Linked DNA regions of Homo sapiens: region 2 is linked to region 1. A link is a contact called in ENCODE Hi-C or POLR2A ChIA-PET data. All regions are on one chromosome and are shown on one strand. The core of a region is the stretch at or near the end of the contact, and the rest is flanking DNA. Distances in the headings are between cores, read along the strand shown.

Region 1 (6,672 bases), core at 334-2,833:
ACAGAGGAATCAAACATGACTACAAAGCTGTTCTGAGCAATTGTAAGAATGGGATTGCCATCACCAACCCTGGGATGTCTGAAAGGGGAGCATCCCGATCTCCAAGGGTCTTTAAAGTGTTGCCTAGAGGAACCTGGAAACTCCCTGGGATTTAGAGGGACTTCCCAGAACCACTTTGCACAGATTCAAAACCGTTTCCTAAACTCTACACACTTGTGCACTCTCTCTCCCTCCTTCCCTGTCTCCCTTCCTCCCTCATTCCCTTCTCCCTCTCCCCTCCTTCTCTCTCTTCTTCCTCTCCTCTCTCTTCAACCCTCTCTTTCTCTCTCCTCTCTCCCCCTCCTCGCTCCTTCTCCTTTCCTTCTACTTCTTTTCCTTCTCCTCTCTACCTTCCTCTTTCCTCTCCTTCCCCTAAAAGGTCCTTGAAGCTTCAGAAATGGACCAGGCGGGCCCCTCCAAGTGTTGAAGGACTTATATTTTCTTTCCTCTGCAATGTCACTCCCTCATCCTGCCACCAGGTGGCAGTGCACTGCTGATCATTTAGCCGCTGACCTGCACTAGTTCTCAGTAGAGGCGGTAGAGAGCTGAACATAGAGCCTGCAGTCGGCCTTTTAATGCCTCATTCTTTAATGTGAAGTAGGGCTTCTCATCCTCGTCACTATTGACATTTTGGGACAGACAAATCTTCATTGTAGGGGAATGTCCTGTGTGTTACAGGATGTTAGCAGCATCCCTGGCCTTTATCCACCAGATGCCAAGAGTGCTCCCCCAACCCCCACCACCAGTTATGGCAACCCAAAATGTCTCCAGACCTTATAACGTGTGTATGGGGGGCCTCCCCTCCCATCGCCCTTGAGAATCAGTAGTTGAATCAACATCTACAGAATATCAGACATTTGAGGAAAGCCTCTAAAGAGAAAACTAACGAAAGGAACTAGAGAAAAGGGCATTTCAGTGGCAGTGGGGAGTTTAAACGAAAACAATTATGTTCGAAGAAATGAGAGGGCATTATTTCATTAAAACAAGAATGAGACCTATTTTTTAAAAAACTAAGAACAAAAAAAACCCCTTGGCTATTAAAATTTTGATTTCAGCAATAAAAATTCAATGAAAGATTGGAAGATCACATTGAAGAACTCAAGAAAAAGATTAAAAGCATAAGGAAAACGTAAAAAACAGTAGAGAAAGGCAAGAAAATTAGACAACCAAACTGGATGTTGCAAGTCCATTATTCAGAAGGAACAAGGAAATGGGAAAAGTTCAAAATGAAACAAAATTATGACCCAGGGAAATTTCCAAAACAGAAGGACCCGACTTTTAAAATAAAAGGACTATCCTGAGTCCAGTGAAAGTGTAGTCACAAGACACGTCATGTACAGTTTCAGAACTAACGATGAAGAGAAGATACTAAAAACTTCCAGAAAGAACAAGAAAAGGAATCACATTTGAGGTTTCAGAAGTACAGTGGAGCAGTGTCTCAAATGGATTCCTCATGTACCCTCCCACAGAGGGTGTGCCCCACCAAAACAAGGGGCACCCAAAAGGGAGACTCAGTTCCAGGGATCTGGGCCTCAGTCCAGGAGAGAAGGGAAGGGAATTCTCAGGACAGCAGTGAAGGGAGTTCCAGTGTGAAGACTTCATAGGTGGTCCTAGAGAACAAACAGTTGGGAACAGAGCAAAGTGACAGAGAACTCCAGAAGACATGGTGCCAAGAAAGTAACAGGAATGATAAATAACGCGAAGAGTCTGACGAAACTGAGAAGACCAGAAGAACTTTCAAACTGTGTGTATGTGTGTGTGTGTGTGTGTGTGTATGTTTAAATCAAAGATAAGCAAAGGACAATGAGTGCTTTGAATGCAGAGGAGGGAGAGATCTCTGTGAGATAGAGTGTTGGGGTGGGGGCTTCTTCAAAAGAGTAGGGAGATATTGGTTGATTTTTGGTTTTGTCTTTGAATATTTTTCTGTATTTTCTAAAGTTACAATTAGAAAACAGCTATTTTTTAGAAACAAAACTAAGAAGAGATACAAGCCCCAGTGGGAGTAAAAACCTACTAATATGAAATATTTATTTTTTTATAAATATCTAAATAAATATTTTCTACAGAAATAATCCAAACACATACCACAAGCACCAATATTTTGAGGCTCATATCCTTTTATTTTGGAAGTACAAAAGTTTTGCTGCTAGTGTAATAAATAGGGATTCTTTTGGTTTGCATTCTTTTTTTGGTTTTGCATTTTCTGTTTATATAAGAATCAGTGGCAGTTTGGTGGTTGCAGGATTTATCAACCAGCTCTTCTAAAATTAACATGACATTCTTCCACTGAACACCACCTACTGTTTTCCACAAGGTGGGGTGCTAACTTCGCACAGTGGACTGAGACTGTGTACAGCTTGCTGAGATGTCTACATTGAGTGTATTTGTTGTTACTTTCCACAGTTCCTAAGCAGTTCTTTTTTCCCTTTCTTTTTTTTTCTTTCTTTCTTTTTTTTTTTTTTTAAAGAGACGGGGTCTCACTGTCTGCCCAGGCTGGGGTGCAGTGGTGCAATCATAGCTCACTGCATCTTTGAATTCCTGGGCTCAAGCAGTCCTGCCTCAGCCTCCCAAGTAACTGGAACTACAGGTAAGGCCCATCACACCCAGCTAATTTTTTAATTTTTGTTTTTGTAAAGATGGGGTCTTGCTGTGTTGCCTACGCTAGTCTCCTTCTGCCTTGGCCTCCCAATCAGTTCTGAAAGAAATGTTTGTAACTGTATAGTTTAAACTGTGGGGTTTTATTTAAGTTTGTCAACTGTAATGTATATTACAACTGGTGGCTTAACATAGTTATGGTTTTGAGTGTGTATAATGTATATGTGCACTTTTCCTCATTCATATGGACCTTAACTTACTGAATTATAGGTAAAGGTAAAAAAAAATCTCTAATTTGAAAGGAGGCCGGTCTAAATGAGCAAAATATTTGAATAAGAAAATATTTGTAATTTACTGCAAATAGAGATTCTGATGTGGCCATTTCAGTGAATAGATTCTTATTTTTGAAATAGTATATCAGGTAGATATATACATGCTTTTAAAGTATTTTAAACAGCTTAATCTCTTAAATTCCTCCCCAAATCTCAATTATTCCTTCCTCTATCTCTAGACCTAAAGCCAGTCAGGTTAAACTTTCTTTAAATCATGTTCTGAACAGATGAAATTAAAATAGCTGTGAATAACATAGTGCCGTTATTTCAACCTTGTGGTAATTTAACCAATTTCCCAGTGCCAGTTAAATTTGTATTGTATGGGATTCTTACAACATGAAGAGCAGTAACATTTTATAATATAGTACTGTTGTTTCTCCATTTCAAAGCAAATTTATGGCATTCTAATCACCAATGTTTGGTTTTAAAAACATAAATAGCACAATTAAAAAAAAAATCTATACCTTTGAGTACAAACATACAATTTATTTTGTGCTGTTATAAAATCAGGACATGGCCTGTTTTGGAATTCCCTACGTCCTTCCTTTTGTACAAATGGAGGCTGTTAGATCCTTCCAGCCTTTAGGCCCAAGGAAATAATTCTGGTAGTTGCAGTCACACCACGGACAGCATAATTCTAAGCTCTGCATGTGGCCAGGCTGTGACTAGAGATGTACTTACAGTTTTAGTCAGGTTTGACCAAGCAGGTGAGCATGGCAAGGAAGTAAAAGGGAAACAATGGGTGCCGAGGGATACTCCCTTGTCCTTCAAATACCTGGTAGATGCTCACTTTATGGTGCTTATGAAATGTCATGAAGCAACATATGAGTAAGGGAGCTGTGGGTCCTGCTAATAACCAGCTCTGTCACCTTGTGTGAATCAACCCCTCTGGGCCTTAGTCTTCTACTGTGAAATAAGGAGGCCTGGCTGAGATTAGGAATCTTATTTATTTATTTATTTATTTATTTATTTATTTATTTTGAGACAGGGTCTCACTCTGTCACCCAGGCTGGAGTGCAGTGGTTCAATCTTGGCTCACTACAACCTCTTCCTCCCAGGCTTAAGCTATCCACCCACCTCAACCTCCCCAGTAGTTGGGACCACAGGTGCGAGCCACCACACCTGGCTAATATTGTATTTTTTGTAGAGATAGGGTTTTGCCGTGTTGCCCAGCCTGGTCTTGAACTCCTGAGGTCAAGTGATCCGCCCACCTCGGCCTCCCAAAGTGTTGAGATTACAGGCGTGAGTCACTGCACCCGGCAGAGATCTCACACCTGGCTTTCAAGTCTGACTTGTCAACGTCAAGCGAGGCTTCTGCTCCAGGCTGTGTTTCTCCAGGGCCTGTCAGCATCAGTCCAGCATCCAGATTCCTGAATATTATCTTCCTAGATTCCCAGTTGTCTTCCTCCGTCCACTTGCCTGCTAGGTCTACCCATTGCTTCAGTTATAGTACAAACTCCTGTCTGTCCCATTTCAACCTAAAATACCTGTGTATGTTTTCTAATATTGATATATTTTATACTTAAAGAGTATTTTACCAACTCAAAATTATGCTCCAAACAAGACCACAGTGAATCATGATGTGCTGTCAGCCTGTTTCCGCTCTTGCTATTTGCTCCCCAGGTCATGACAGTACCGTTCACCCTAGGTAAAAACCTGAGAGTTATCCCAAACTCTCCAGCGTCCTAAATCTCCCTTCTCACTGCTTGTCATCTCCATTCCTCTACCTTAGTGCTGCTGCTGGCCGTCAGGCCTTCAGCATCATTCTTCTGATGTATTTCAGTGATCTCCCCAATGATTGCCCTTCTCTGGTCGTGCCCTCTCCCCTTCTGTCCATTCTCTTCATAATTACTAGACTGGTATTTCTTGAATGCATTTCTGCTCCCATTATTCCGCTCCAACTCCATTTTCTGTTGTTCCCTATGTTGCTTCTTACGTACCAAAATACAGTTCCCCAGATATTCCATGCTATTTCATGTCTCTCAGCTCTGAACACGCTGCTTCCTCTGGCAAGAAGACCCTTCACCAACCACACCCACACTATTATACTTAGAAAATTTTATATCCTGCACAAGTTAGATCAGGAATCTCTTCATGAAGCCTGATTTACCTTATCAAAGAATAATGTATTGGCTGGGCGTGGTGGCTCACGCCTGTAATCCCAACAATTTGGGAGGCCAAGGTGGGAAGATCATTTGAACCCAGGAATTCCAGACCAGCCTGGGCAACATAGGAAGACCCCGTCTTTAGAAAAAGTTTTTTTAAAATCAGCAAGATGTGATGGGGCATGCCTGTAGTCCTGGCTACCCAGAAGGCCAAGGTGGGAGAATCGCTTGAGCCCAGGAGGTCAAGGATGCAGTGAGTCATGATCATGCCGCTGCTCTCCAGCCTGGGCAAGAGAGGGAGACCCTGTCTCAAAAAAAAAAAAAAAAAAAACCTTATAGTTTATCACTTTGTTTTTTTTTTTTTTTGAGGTGAAGTTTTGTTCTTGTTGCCCAGGCTGGAGTGCAGTGGTGCAATCTTGGCTCACTGCAACCTCCACCTCCCAGATTTAAACAATTATTTTGCCTCAGCCTCCCAGGTAGCTGGGATTACAAGTGCCCATGACCACACCTGGCTAATTTGTTTTTTGGGGTTTTTGTTTGTTTGTTTGTTTGTTGTTTTTGAGATGGAGTCTCACTCTGTCACCAGACTAGAGTGCAGTGTCACGATCTTGGCTCACTGCAACTTCCTCCTCCTGGGTTTAAGCAATTCTCCTGCCTCAGCCTCCCAAGTAGCTGGGACTACAGGCACGTGCTACCATACCCAGCTAATTTTTGTATTTTTAGTAGAGACAAGGTTTTACTATGTTGGCCAGGATGGTCTCAAAACTCCTGACCTCAGGTGATCCAAACACCTCGGCCTCCCAAAGTGCTGGGATTACAGGCATTACAGGCGTAAGCCACCGCGCGTGGCCAATTTTTTGTATTTTTAGTAGAGACAGGGTTTCACCATGTTGGCCAAGCAGGTTTCAAACTCTTGACCTTCAGGCAATCCACGTATCTTGGCCTCCCAAAGTGCTGGGATTACAGGTGTGAACCACCGCACCTGGTCCAGTTTATTACTTCTTACTTGGTGCTAACATTATATTTAATAATTGTCTCATATTATAGTTATCCCTTTGACTGCAATTATCACTTTTCCTGTGCTGTCCTGATAGACTGCAGTGAGTTCCTTGTGAATGTCTTATTCACCTCTGTTTCCCTAGCCCAGTTCCTGTCACCTGGCAGGTGCTTGTTGAAAGTTTAATGAAGAAACAAGTGAATGAATCCATGCTTAGAGAGTACAGCTCTGAAATTCAATGTCGTAAACAATTGTTTCATACATGATTTTAATATATATATTTTATTTTAAGAAAAGGAATGCAATTTTCTTACCATTTTAAGGACAAAGGAAGGGTGCTTCAACTTCAAGTGACATAAACCTACGCTTAAAATTGGCTTGAACAATAAAGGGAATTTGTCAACTTACAAAACAGGAAAAATTCAGTCTTATTTCTGGCGAGGCTTGGTCCGGTTGCCCAGGCATATCCCTATAGCAAGAGTTGTCTCTCTGCTCTGTCTTCTGCAGTGGCAGCTCCACCGGGCTTCCCACAGTGCTGCCTCCAGCAGCTCCAAGCTCTCTCATTAGGGTAACAAAAACCTGTAGCACCTCCTGGCCTCATGTC
Region 2 (7,207 bases), core at 3,114-5,613, 160 kb after region 1:
GCTTGCCTTAGAGATTTTCAGTGAGACGTCAGATGAATTTCCTGCAAAAAAAAAAAAGAAAGTTCCACAAGGAAATTTTGGTTTTGGACTTACATAGAATGTGCGTGAAATTTGCTTTGAAAATCTCAAACCAGCTGTTGCTGGAAAGCTGCTCCAGTTTGGGGGCCTGAGTCTTGTGCAGGGATGTGGAAACTCATTTACTCATATTATTTAACTAGGCATCTTCAATCATCTTGGGTTTTCAAAGCCCTGATGACCAATCTATTCATTCATCCTCAAAGCACATCTGTAGGATGGGTGGGTGAAGAATGGCATAATTGTTCTTTTATAGACTGGAAACCAAGATCAAGGGCATTTCCCCCAGGTCCCCTGGTGAATCCATGAGACAGAGACCGTTTTATTTTAATTTTTTAAATTCTAACCTTCTGGACATTACACTATCAATTTTCATTAGGAAAAATTGCTATTTAAAAGCATGGTGGTTACGGTAAGCACAGGCTCTGTAGCCAGACTGTCTCTGTGCTCAAATCCCAATTCTACCACTGACTAGCTGTTGGTCTTGGGCAAATGATCTAACCTCTCTAAGACCTCAATTTCCTCATCTATAAAATGACTTACAGCACCTACCGCAAAGGGATGTTGGGAGGATTAAAGAACCTACTCCCTGTAAAGCACAGAGAAAATGTGTAATAAAGAGTGGTTATTATCATCCAGACATCACCAAAGATGATCTCATTTACAACTGGGAACACAGAGGCAACTCTTTAAGCACCTGAGGAGGTGTGGCAGGGGCCTGTAGTTGCTTTACCTGTAGGCTTTAATCCCTCACACCCACAGGGATCCAGGAAAGGGCTTTTTAGACCACCTGCCAGCCCCCAGCATCGTCTTACAGCAGCTCCACCATTGCCGCTCAGCCTCTGTCTCTGCCTCCTCTCTTCATTCAGGCTGCCTCCAGCCCACCACCCCATCACTTCCCCACTCTAAGCTTCCTAAAGTGCTTCTTGCTTCCCATGGGGAAGCACTGTTTTTGTGGGGACTTCTTTTTCTGCAGATCACTGCCTCGTATTTAATTTAGCACCATCTCTCATAAGTAGTAAAAACAGATTTCGCTCTTTGGCTAAAATGATTAAAATTTAAAAAGGTATTATACTTTCTCATGCATGTGTTGACTCCAAAGAGTTTTGGGGCCCATAAGCATTTATCTTTTCTTATGTATCAGGCCCACTGAAAGAAGGCATTAAAAGCACTCTGATAGAGAAATTATATATGCCTTCCTGCAGGTACCATACCACTAGCATTTTACCAGATTCAACCCTGAGTGCAACAGAGAGATCTAGAATTAACATCTGAATGAATAGGGGGAGGAGGGAGGAATCACTCAAGACACAGGATACGGATTAAACATTTCTGCAGCTTCAGCATTAGCTAATTTATACTTATTCTGAGTAGAAGCTGCTTGTCAGGCAGCTGGAAGATGGAGTGCACTAACATTTTCATCGTAAGTCCTTGTTCTGAGCATTTGTATTTGCCTGGGATGACAGAACTCAGGATTAACGTGCCAAGGTAATCTGCAGACTCTAACAAAATGTGGAAATGATTGGCCATAATAAGGACTAGGAAACACGTTTTATTGGTTGTGGAAGTTAAGAGATCCTAAAGGCTAACCTTTAAACAAGCAAGCAGGAGGTAGTGGCATTCGGCTTTTGATTTATTCCCAAAATTCAGTGTGCATACTTCTTTAGCATCACAAAACAGGTGGGTGGATATTTCTGTCTTGAAATTGAAGCTATAAACACACAAGACAGATACGAGGAAGGATTCCCAAGTTGGCATTGGTAGTATCTCAATATTATGTCCCAATTCTCACTCCCTTGCTTGGGATCCAAGACTCCCTCCAGGTACAGGTGGATTAGTTTTCAGACTTTAATGGACTGGTCACCTGGGACTGTCCCGAGTGGCTGAGAAGCACTGGGGGAAGAACACAATGAGGACGCCCTGTGTGGCTGTGAGGGCTTCAAAACAATGAAATACATAGCACAAGTGCACATGTGAGGGCCACAAAGAGCAGAACCACAAGCTGGAGGGAGAGGGGAAGAGAGGGCCCAGCAGGAGGGATCAGGGAAGGCTTCATGGAAGTGGCATACGAGCTGGCCCCAGTGTTGCCTGTCTCCAGCAGGGTAGGAGGCAGCAGCAGGAGCCAGCAACATGAGCCACAGACATGAGCATACCAGCAGGCTACTGGGGGGCCCCAGCAGAGGAGAAATGGGAAACAGGTCTGGAAGAGTCGGGGGTCAGCCCTCGGTGGGTGGGGCTGATGCAGAGTGTGGAGCAAGAGCAGTGAAAGGAAGTTTCAGGAGGACTCACGATTTTCAGCCTGTGCCTCTGGAAGCTCTCCCAGGCTGCCCTGGGGAAGTTCAGGTCAGATCTCCCTCATCACCATCTTCTGCTGAGCCACGAAGCTCTGCACCTTCCAAGGCTCATTCCTATTCAAGCCTAGGAGACTCCCCAAGCACCTCCACAATGCCTACGGGGCTCTGCTGGAGTTGGGTGGAAATGCTGTGGTGGCCATGCAGCCATTGAGCACACCGACCCGCCAGCAGTCATAAGCCAGGGGCTAGGCCCAAAGACCGTGAGTTCTTCTTGGGAGAAAATAGGAGTATTAGGAATAGTAACTCCTCCAGGCACTCTGGCTCCCCTCCACCCCCACCTCGGTGGATGCCTTAGTGATATATCCCAAATGCCTTGGCACAGACCTAATGATAGCTACAACTTTCTAATTTCCATCTGTGGCCTTTTTCTTTTCCAGTCAGTAGGCAGGTGTGCAACTTCTGTGTGTAAATAAATAATAACGCTAATAATAAATAATAATGGCATTAATCTTGCATGTACTATGTGCCAGGCTCTATGCTACCTCTCCCCGAACACATTCACTCATTTAGTCCTCTTAACTCCAACCCGATGAGGTAGTTAAGGAAACTAAAGCACAGAGAGGTAAAGTAGTGTGCCCCCGGTTCCACGCGTGTCATAGATGTTGCGTCCATCTTCCATGAAGTGGACCTCTAACTCGTTCAGGCCCATCTGCTGGAAAACTTTACTTTGAGCTGTACTTTGTGCTTTTTCTCCTGGAAAGTTCAAAATAACAAAGTGGTGTTCTCATGAGATGCACCATTGAAAACAGCTGAGGATGTGGCAGGATGGCTTAGTGGAAAGAGGCTGGATTCCAGTCATGTTGCCTCCAAAGACTTGCGGAACGGCTTCCACCAAATCACGTCACTTCTCAAGGGCCCTCACTTTGCTGCTTGGAAAAGACTTCCACCAACTCCAATGTTCCATGATGCTTTATGTTTGTGCTTCGTGGCCAGTCACCCTCGGATCATCGTCTCATTAGATCTCATCTGTTTTCACCACAACTCAGTGAAATAATCACCATGGGTGGTATTATTCCCTGCTGCCTCTTTTTTTTTTTTTTTTTTTGAGAGGGAGTCTCACTCTGTCGCCCAGGCTAAAGTGCAATGGCGCGATTGTATTCCTGTGGTCAATTGATTCTGCTGCCTCAGCCTCCTGAGTAATTGGGACAACAGGCACCCACCACGCCTGGCTAATTTTTGTATTTTTAGTAGAGACAGGGTTTCACCATGTTGGCCAGGCTGGTCTCAAACTCCTGACCTCATGTGATCTGCCTGCCTCGGGCTCCCAAAGTGTTGGGATTATAGGCGTGAGCCACTGCGCCTGGCCGGTATTATTCTCATTTTATAGAAAATTGTAATTATTGAAGAAAATGAGATTTAAGTGTCCTTTTAGGTAAGAGAAAATCTAGATTACCTATTTAAGTTACTGTGAGAGCTATCCAAGAACGTTAATTGCAGCTTTAACATAGAAAGAGCGTTTTTTTACTCCTGAAATCAAACGCTTAGCCAGCACAGCTCAGCCTTTTGTCCATCATGCTGAGTCTGTCCTCTCACTGAACTGAACTGCTTTCTTCTTTTGGTGGCAGAACTGTGAACCTGGGTTTCTGCCGACTCTTCAAAAAGGTAAACAGAGTTTCCCTCCGTAGTGGAGGGAAGGTATTTGCCAAAAACCATGCCATGAATAGCCAGCTTTATTTCTGGAATGCCTTCCTCACAGAGTTCCGATATTTATTCTCAAAGCAAGAACTACTAAAACAAACTTGAGAAACTGAACAGTGAATAAATAACACTGGCATTCATACTTTCCTCAGAACTGAAAAAAAATACAGTGAAATCCGAGTCCAGATACATCCCCATACATCCAGGGGCCTTCCTTGGACCTACAGTAAAACTGGCAGGAACCGTCCCAGACCAGTTTCATCTTGAGCCCTGTTTTTATCACAAACACATGTGGAGTGAGGCAGTGCACAGCCTCTGGGCCTTCCAGGGCCCTGCATTCACCGTTCAGATCCCTTCAGGAATGCACCGGTCACCAGGATGCAAACAAACATCCAATGAGATGGTGAGGAGGGAAAGCAGCCAGTCCCCTGGGGCTGCAGCCAGGTGGGAGGTGGGGTGGAAGAAGGAAGGACAAACATGAGAGCTGCCTATGAAGCCACGAACAGGGTCGTGCTATTTTGTTTGCTCTTTTAAAACTTTTCTTTTTGCTTAATTTTTAGAATGGCTTTATTATTTCCATGTTAATCTTAAAAAAATCAAACAACACAGAGACAAAGAAGCAAGAAGGCCACTGTGATCCCACCCCTTAGAAATAACCACTGCTAACATTGCTTGGCCTTCACCCCAGCACCCCTCTGTGAATATACACAGAGGAAGAAAGGCAGGCTGGATACACTGAGCATGCGCTACGATAATGAACTCATACTCTCCATGGTATTTTAAATAAAAGGACAAATGCTCATTTGACTTCAACAAACGAAAATGAAACTAAACTGACACTGAAGGGATACCCAAATTTCAGACAAATTGCACCTTCACACACAAGACGTAGGTTTTAAAAAAGTCTTCTGAAACATTAGGAAGTTAGAGTACTTATTGTTTTTTTAACATAGGGTTTTAAGTTTAGGCAGTGTAGATAAGAAAGTTGAGTCCTCTCACGCCTTCTCCTGCATCCTGATTTTAGTGAGTTTCATTATTCTGACTTTGTCAGGGTTTTGAACACTTATAGCCTCTTTGATGATGAAAGTCTCTACATCTAAGTTGTCTTTGTTTGTTTGCTTTGTTTGAAACAGGGTCTCACTCTGACACCCAGGCTGGAGTATAGTGGCTCAATCATGGCTCACTACAGCCTCAACCTCCTCCCAGGCTCAGGTGATTCTCCCACTTCAGCCTCCCGAGTAGCTGGAAATACAGGCATGCGCCACCACACCTGGCAAAGTTTGTGTAGTTTTTTGTACAGATGGGTTCATGCCATATTGCCCAGGCTGGTCTCGAATTCCTGAGCTCAAGCTGTCTGCCTAACTTGACCTCCCAAAGTGCTGGCATTATAGGTATAAGTCACCGCACCCGGCCTAGTCTTTGTTTCTTAATGAGGTGTATCCAGCACTGCCACCATGCCTGCCCCTTCACACACCTGCTGTGGGCCACTGCATTCACACCATCCTGGAAGGCCCTTGCGGTTCCTCCACTCACAGATGCGGTTCTCTCTGCTGAAATGCCTTCTGACCCCTGGCCTCTCTGTGGGGCTAATATTTGTTGAACAGATAAAGAAAGATCCTCTGGCAAACCAATAATGTCTTCTGAATAATATTTCTTCATATGAAACCCAAATTCAATTGATTGATCCCTTTGTTCTTTCAGCAGAATGGTTGGATTAAAAGGCATCCTAGATATCACCTAGAAAAATGCTCTTATTTCACCAATGAGGAATTGGCAATCTCGACAGGCTGTGACCAGGTAGAGGAAGCGACAAAGATGGAACAGGAATCAGGTGCTCATAGCCAGTGCTCTTTGTTTTAGATAAGCCTTGTCCTCCCACAAATTCAGAAAAGGCCACATTAGGCAACGGCATCTTGCTGGACTTGATCCTTCATTGATCTGCCAGCAAAGCTCTGCACTCAGCAGGGAAAGCCCACCAGAACAATGATTCCTAACGAAGAGGCAGGTCCAAGTTAGAGGACCGTGTCGAAGTGTCACCTTCATCCCCCAAGCTCTTTCCCAGTTGGAGTGCTGTTACATCCTTTAATCCCATTTGACCTGTGCATAATCAGTGGTGGAAAGGAGCAAATCAGAAGCAAGGCCTGGCTTTCTGGAAGGCAAAATTAAACAGTGGACCTGTGACATGGGAAACACGGAGGACGGGGAATGCCTGGGCTGTTACTGACTTCAAGCTTCCTCAGAAGGAAGATGACATAGATGGGCTCGTCCCTATTAGTGAGCGCCACTCCCTGGTTTCCTCCTCTTTACACTTATCCTTGGCAAGGAACTCCAGGCAGCACAGCAAAGCCAGTGGGCCACAGCTTTTGGAGCCACGAGGATGACCACATAGTAGTGCTGTCACCCTGGACATGCTCTTCATCCTCTGGGGCTCAGTTTCCTCATTTGTACAATGGGGATAATACCTACCTAATACGCAGAGTCCTAGAGAAGATAAACTTAGACTGTGTATGCCAAATGTTTACCATGGTGCCTGGCATACTGGGCCAACTCAGTGGATGTCTATGGGACTTACAGACTTTAGAAGGTTGGTTTTTGTTTTTTTGTTTTTTTTTTAGATGGAGTCTCGCTCTCTCACCCAGGCTAGAATGCAGTGGTGCGATCTCAGCTCACTGCAACCTCCACCTCCTGGGTTCAAGCGATTCTTCTGCCTCAGCCTCCTGAGCAGCTGGGACTACAGGCACGTGCCACCATGCCCAGCTAATTTTTTTTTTTTTTGTATTTTTAGTAGAGACGGGGTTTCACCATGTTGGCCAGGATGGTCTCGATCTCTTGACCTGTGATCCACCCGCCTCAGCCTCCCAAAGTGCTGGGATTACAGGCAGGCATGAGCCAACGTGCCCGGCAGAATATTGGTTCTTTTTTTTTTTTGAGACGGAGTCTTGCTCTGTTGCCCAGGCTTCAGTGCAGTGGCATGATCTCAGCTCACTGCAAGCTTCGCCTCCCGGGTTCACGCCATTCTCCTGCCTCAGCCTCCCGAGTAGCTGGGACTACAGGCACCCGCCACCATGCCTGGCTAATTTTTTGTATTTTTAGTAGAGACGGGGTTTCACCATGTTAGCCAGGATGGTCTTGATCTCCTG

What was found. Hi-C counts contacts between places; a loop is a spot of excess contacts on that map. ChIA-PET counts read pairs that join two places held with the same protein, here RNA polymerase II (POLR2A). Pooled maps may share reads with other maps.
Region 2: a pooled map shows a loop between it and region 1 (4-fold over the local background). The contact joins two enhancer-like sites. A Hi-C loop is called at or near these places in 3 of 168 maps with a recorded cell type or tissue (Caco-2, Calu3 and IMR-90) and 10 of 50 pooled maps. POLR2A ChIA-PET finds 5 or more read pairs at or near these places in 3 of 52 experiments (Panc1, T-cell and activated CD8-positive, alpha-beta memory T cell).

The regions. Positions count from the first base shown.
Region 1 is chr1:95,037,447-95,044,118 of GRCh38, reverse strand. The region is part of intron 2 of ALG14 (ALG14 UDP-N-acetylglucosaminyltransferase subunit); the gene reads left to right. Among named protein-coding and RNA genes, the nearest start is that of ALG14-AS1, 21 kb to the left of the region's middle. RefSeq lists enhancers at 1-342, 343-951. Within about 2 kb of position 1,583, at least 13 of the 41 ENCODE cell types and tissues checked have a DNase peak (open chromatin) inside an H3K27ac peak, as active enhancers do.
Region 2 is chr1:94,881,492-94,888,698 of GRCh38, reverse strand. The region is part of intron 12 of SLC44A3 (solute carrier family 44 member 3); the gene reads right to left. Among named protein-coding and RNA genes, the nearest start is that of CNN3-DT, 41 kb to the left of the region's middle. RefSeq lists an enhancer at 3,546-4,432. Within about 2 kb of position 4,363, at least 14 of the 41 ENCODE cell types and tissues checked have a DNase peak (open chromatin) inside an H3K27ac peak, as active enhancers do.